2 separate regions of the Homo sapiens genome follow, and region 1 is linked to region 2. A link is a loop called in an ENCODE intact Hi-C map of the cell type or tissue named here. Cell type or tissue: body of pancreas. All regions are shown on one strand. Links, peaks and the distances in the headings refer to the core of each region. The heading gives the core; the rest is flanking DNA.

What was found. Peaks named below come from ENCODE experiments on the same cell type or tissue, not always from the same donor. Only the 100,000 strongest peaks of a DNase experiment are listed, where the experiment ranks them.
Region 1: a loop joins it to region 2, with 3.0 times the contacts of the local background. A loop is called at or near these places in 88 of 110 quality-filtered maps.

What each region holds. Positions count from the first base shown.
Region 1 is chr9:83,542,987-83,545,897 of GRCh38, reverse strand. It overlaps a transcript of FRMD3 not described here. Among named protein-coding and RNA genes, the nearest start is that of FRMD3, 6.0 kb to the right of the region's middle. In body of pancreas, for the core only: a CTCF peak has its summit at 1,311 (motif pointing right); no DNase peak of the experiment used is centred there.
Region 2 is chr9:83,340,826-83,343,736 of GRCh38, reverse strand. It overlaps FRMD3 (FERM domain containing 3), which reads left to right. Exons shown (of 14, transcript NM_174938.6): 5 at 450-547. Among named protein-coding and RNA genes, the nearest start is that of FRMD3-AS1, 120 kb to the right of the region's middle. In body of pancreas, for the core only: no CTCF peak of the experiment used is centred there; no DNase peak of the experiment used is centred there.

The sequences.
Region 1 (2,911 bases), core at 134-2,633, 200 kb before region 2:
TACACCTTGGTGATGTTTGTCTTGCAATATATCTCCTAGGAGTTCTCTGAGCTTCTTGTATCTGGATGTGTAAATCTCTAGCAAGAAAAGTAAAGTTTTCCTCAATTATTCCCTCAAATAGGTTTTCCAAACTTTTAAATTTTTCTTCTTCTCCCTCAGGGATACCTATGACTTACAGGTCTGGATGGTTTATAATACCATATTTCTCAAAGGCTTTGTTCGTTTAAAAAATTATTTTCTCGGCCGGGTGTGGTGGCTCACTCCTGTAATCCTAGCACTTTGGGAGGCCGAGGGGGGCAGATCACGAGGTCAGGAGATCAAGACCATCCTGGCTAACACGGTGAAACCCCATCTCTACTAAAAATACAAAAAATTAGCTGGGTGTGGTGGTGGGCGCTTGTAGTCCTAGCTACTTGAGAGGCTGAGGCAGGAGAATGGCATGAACCCAGGAGGCGGAGCTTGCAGTGAGCTGAGATCGCACCACTGCACTCCAGCCTGGGTGAAAGAGCAAGACTCCATCTCAAAAAAAAAAAAAAAAAAACAAAAAAAAACAACACTTTTCTCTGTATTTTTGTCAGATTGGGTTACTTCCAAAGACCTGTCATTGAGCTCTGAAATTCTTTCTTCCTCTTGGTCTAATCTATTGTTAAAGCTTTCAACTGTATTTTGTAATTGCTTCAATGACTGTTTCATTTCCAGATGTTCTTTTATTTTTTAAATCTTTTTCCTTAGTAAATTTTTCATTCATACCTTGAATTGTTTTCTGATTTCCTTGTGTTGTTTTTCAACTTTCTCTTGGATCTCATTGAGCTTCCTTACAATCTATATTTTTAATTCTTTATCTGGTGTTTTGGAATTTTCATTTTGGTTAGGATCCATTGTTAGATATTTAGTGTGATCCTTTGAGGTTATCATAACACACTCTTTTTTTCATGCTGCTGGAATTGTTGTGTTGGTCCTTTCTTATTCTGAGGTGTCACTTCTTATTTTTGAATTTACTTTTGTTTGGACAAGACTTTTTATTTCTTCTTTGAGGATGACTGTAATGTATGTTGAATAGGATTGTTTGGCTTTGCTTCTTGGTGCTTTCAGGGGGCCAAGGCTCTGTATGAATTCCTTGGTTATAGATAACGTTAGTATGGTTGTTTTCTCAAATGCTGGTTGTAGTAGTGGTGTACTGGGCATGTGAGTAGGCTCTCAGTCTCCTGTAAAGACGGAGATAGAAGTCTTCAGAAACTTATCTCGGTCCCTAGTGCTGTACACTGAGTCAGCCAAATTTGTATTAGGTTGTGCAGTTTGACTTCCAGACCAGTAGGTGGCACTTGAAGGTAAGAGCTTCTGTGGCAGACGCAGATGGGTATATACTTGATCTTTTTTTTCAGCTGGGAGAAGCTCTGTGTTGTCACAGGCAATTATCTGGCCTGTGGAATACACCATTCTCTGAGTTTCCTGCTCAGCCCTGGGTTGGGGAGTGGCCAAAGCTGAGTCAAGCTGGACTGCCAGGCTTGTTCTTGGATAACCCAATGCCAAGCACAAGCACAAGCCCTGATGGGGTGCTTAGGGGAGCTTCTGGTGAAATGCACAAAGGTCTCCTCAGGGGGTCAGGGGGCTGCACCAGCTCCATGGTGCAGAAACGCAGTCTTCTTCCCTATCATGCCTCTGTCCCAGGGCTCATGACTCAGTTCGACAGACACTTCAATGTAGCTGAGAGACATGGACAATGCCTTTCCTGTGGCTCTCTGCTGAAATGGCTTTGGTGTGGAGCCTCTTCCCTCAGCCCAAAATAGACAGCTTTATGGCTCACCTGTTCTTGCTGCAGGAATGCTGCCACTGTCTGTACAGAGGTGGAGGGGCCCTGTCTTTTGTACAATCTAGGGCCCAGTGGGGACATTGCCAGTAAGGATGCAGTCATCCTTAATAGCCCTGGAATGGCTGTCTACAGGTATGCTTAAGCCAAACCCTGGCGGCAGCAGCTATGCGGGGAGTAGGAGGCTTCATCTCCATTACCAGGCCCAAGCACTGGGGCCACCTGGCTGCTATGGCAGAACCACACTCTTCACCCACAGAGCCAAGCACAGTGCCCATGTCGCTGTTGAAAGGAGTGCAGTCACTTTCAGCACAGAAGTGGGGAGCTCTCAGGAATAGGAGAGCACACTCTATGGTTTCTTTTGTCCTAACAGGTGTTCCCTTGGCATGCTGCACTCTGCCTTTTCCTTGGAACAGCATGCCCTGAGGGTCAGACCCTCAGCTCTCCTGGGTCCAGCTGGCCCCATGTGGGTGCCACAATCTCAGTGGGTGCTGAGGGATGTCTGCAGGGGATTTGGTGATGTGGAGACACAAGAACTGAGATTCCCTGGGCAGGATAGAGTCCCAAAATGGGTGCACACCCAGTGTGGTGCCCGCTACCATAGCTCAAATTTGGGGGTTGCTGACAGCCCAGTGCAGTGCCCTCAAGAAATTCCCAAATTGCCGCCCACACCGATGCATAAGCTTGTGAGGGCAGAGGAGCTCTTCAACAGTTTGGAAACTAGCAATCTGTCACAGGGGTGAGGGCAACCCAAAACATCCCCACTTACCCTTTCCATGGGACCCCAAGTCCTTCAGGATTCAATTTCTGCCAAATTCTTGCCTCCTCCTTTTTTCTGTGCCCTAGCTTCTGCTTGTGAATTTTCCAATAGGCCTTCACACTCGTCTCTTAATCTTTTGAGTTATGATTTTTCACCTCTAACTTTGGTTCTTCTTTTTTGGGGAGATTGGGTGATCAGTGTCTCCAGTCAGCCATCTTGAAGCTGCCCTAAAAGTTTTACATTTTAACTGAGTCCAACTTATGCTTTTGATGTGTTGATGTTTGTTGATTTTTATCACCAAACTGAAGATTACCTAAATTTTCCCTCATGTTATCTCCTAGAAG
Region 2 (2,911 bases), core at 255-2,754:
TGCCCCTAAGAAATGATGAGGCTGGCCTTATGTATGGATTGAGTCCGTTTCCTGGCTCTCCGTTTGAAACAGAGCTTGGGCAGCATGTGCCTGAGATGCAGCTAGTGATGACGGTGGCCATGGCTGTCCTCGTGCGGGAGCTGCTGCCAGGAGCTCTGGCCACTGGGTCCTGTGGCTTTCCTCATTTCTTCTCGTGCCTCTTTGAAAAGGCCGAGCCTGCTCAGCTTTGGAGGCTGATAAGATCTGCTCGGCAGACACTTCTGATTTTCTGAATTCAGAGGGCCCCTCTCAGCTTTCCTCTGCTTGTTCTACAAAGGGCTGGGCATGTCTAAGCCAGTCTCTAGAGCTGGGAAAAGCTCTGGTCACCATGGGAGCTAAGCATGAACAATCCTACTTCTTCCAGACTTCAGCCAAAAGTTAGAGTGACCATTTCTCCTTTTGTATTGCAGATACCTTTTATACCTTCAGATTAAAAGGGACATTTTTCATGGCCGCCTGCTGTGCTCCTTTTCTGATGCTGCCTACCTGGGTGCCTGTATTGTTCAAGGTAAGTCTGGCCACAGCTCACCCACGCCACCTTTGCACTGTGGAGCTCTGGCTGTTTCAAGCCTCCCTTCTCTCCCACCCGTGGCCATCCTGCCTGTGTCTGTGGCTGGAGACCATGTAGGGCTGGGTACGTAGCAACAGAACCCCAACTCACCTTCCCTTCCAAGCCAGTGGGGTCCCGGTGAAAGGCTGGGCTGAGATGTTCACAGGAGCCTCTGCAAAAACAGAGTTGCTCAAGATCCCATGAGTCAGAGTCAAAAGCTCTCTTTCAAAGGGGCTGGAATGTGGAATGGGTGGGTTTATAAGAAGCTCTGAAGGGATGTGGGTATTGTATGTTCTCAGTTCCAAATGCTAGGTGAGAGGCCTAATGGACATATTGAGAGGGGAATCTGCATCTAGGAAGATAGGTGTTAAACAAAGGGGTCATCCCTGGAAGCATTTTTGTGTCTATCTAACTATCTATCTATCTATCTATCTATCTATCTATCTATCTATCTAATCTATCCATCCATCCATCCATCCATCCTATCTATTCGTGTGTGTATGTGTATACATACGTACATGTCTATCATGTCTAATTCCTCAGCTCTTCTAGCTGTGGGCATGGTGAGGAGAGCACAAGTCTCATAAACTGTCACACCACCATTTGAATCTTTCTTCCCATTTCCTGGATGGTTCACCATGGATAAGTTACCAAGTTACCTAAGCTCTTCAGGGTTCAGTTTCTTCATCTATTAAATGGGATAGTCATCCTCCCTTCCTTGCCATGTGATTTCAGAGACCACTCTGCACCAGGCCAGGGGTAGCGCAGGCCCATTAGAAGTGACTACTGTTCTTTTTCCAGTTGAACAAACCCTAGGGGAAATAGCTAATGTGTTGATGTCGGTTGGGTTCTGAATGTTTCCACCTAGTAAGGAAAGTGGTTTGAGGGAAGGAGGCCTCCAGGGCCTGAGGCACCATATGGCCACGGATGGGCCCAACACCCAAGTGAAAATGGCTCAGGTGTTCTGTTCCCCTGGGCCAGTTGAGAGGCAGCTGGAGGGACTCAGATGATCCAGCTGTTGGTAGCATGAACATTAATGACATGTTTATGAGAGAGAAGGCAGGCTGGGGGAAAGAGAGAGAGAGAGAGAGAGAGAGAGAGAGATGACTATGTCAATCTTCCAATGGATCTGGAATAACACAGGAGCTTCTGATGGGCCATTAGCTGGTCATCGGTTATGATCATCTGCCTACCACAACACTGAGCTTGTCACTGATTGAGAAACCTGTCATTCTCCTGGGGATTCCCCTGTGGCCCACCGCCCTCCCTGTGGGATGCTCTGTGCTGTGAAATAGTTCCTTTGATCCTGTTCTCAGTTGTGTTTGGTCTCTCTGAGAATTCCGAAATGGGTGTGTGTGTTGTTCTTCACCCCCTTCCCTGGGAACAGCTTCATCCTGGACAGCAGATTTTGGCAGAGGTGTTAAAACCCTTGGGTATTTTCCCATTTAAAGCACTATGGTTGATACTGTAATGGGAAACAGCCCCTTCACCGACACTGAAGTAGAGAATGTGTTTCTGAAAGCTGCCTCTCTTACCTTGGAGTGAAAGGACTGTAAATCCCATAGTTCCCTTCCTCCATGGTGAAGGCTGCACATCTTGAGTTAGGGTGCACTGTCTTAGGTAAGAGACAAGGGAATCGATACTAATCCAAGCAACAGACCAGCATATGAGGATTTCAGAATGCATTTAGGCATTAGTGAATTACCATCAATTCTCCAAGGACATGCTCAATATGGATCTATAATGGAAAGCTCGCCATCCTGTTTTCTGTTTGAAATAAAGCCACGGAGCCTCCATCCAGACGATCAGGGCCCTATTTTATCCCTCATTGCTATTATTACTGACCACACTCACACAGACACTGTGGAGAAAGTAGAGTGGGAAATGGACTGGCAGACCTCAAAAAGACCTTTTGGCTCTCAAATGCAGTGCTGTCTGTGGTCATTTATAGCAAATTCAGTAAAAGTGGTTCATAAAGGTCTGATTCTCGGGTGAGTACTTCGGCAGCACTGCAGGTCATTCACAAATACAGATATAGATGGGCATTTCAGAACTGCTTATTCTTACAGAGTAATAGGGAAGATGGAGTAAGTGATTAGCAATCTTATTCTTACAGAGTAATAGGGAAGATGGAGTAAGTGATTAGCAATCAGGAGGCACTGTCGCCCCTCATCGTCTTGTTTGCTAATGCTCTTTCAAGGAGTATGTTTTAAGCTTCAGTATATTCTGAGTTTATAAAAAACAGTCAATCAAGTTGGATGTGGTGGTGCACACCTGTAATTCCAGCTACTTGGGAGGCTGAGGCAGGAGGATTTCTTGAGG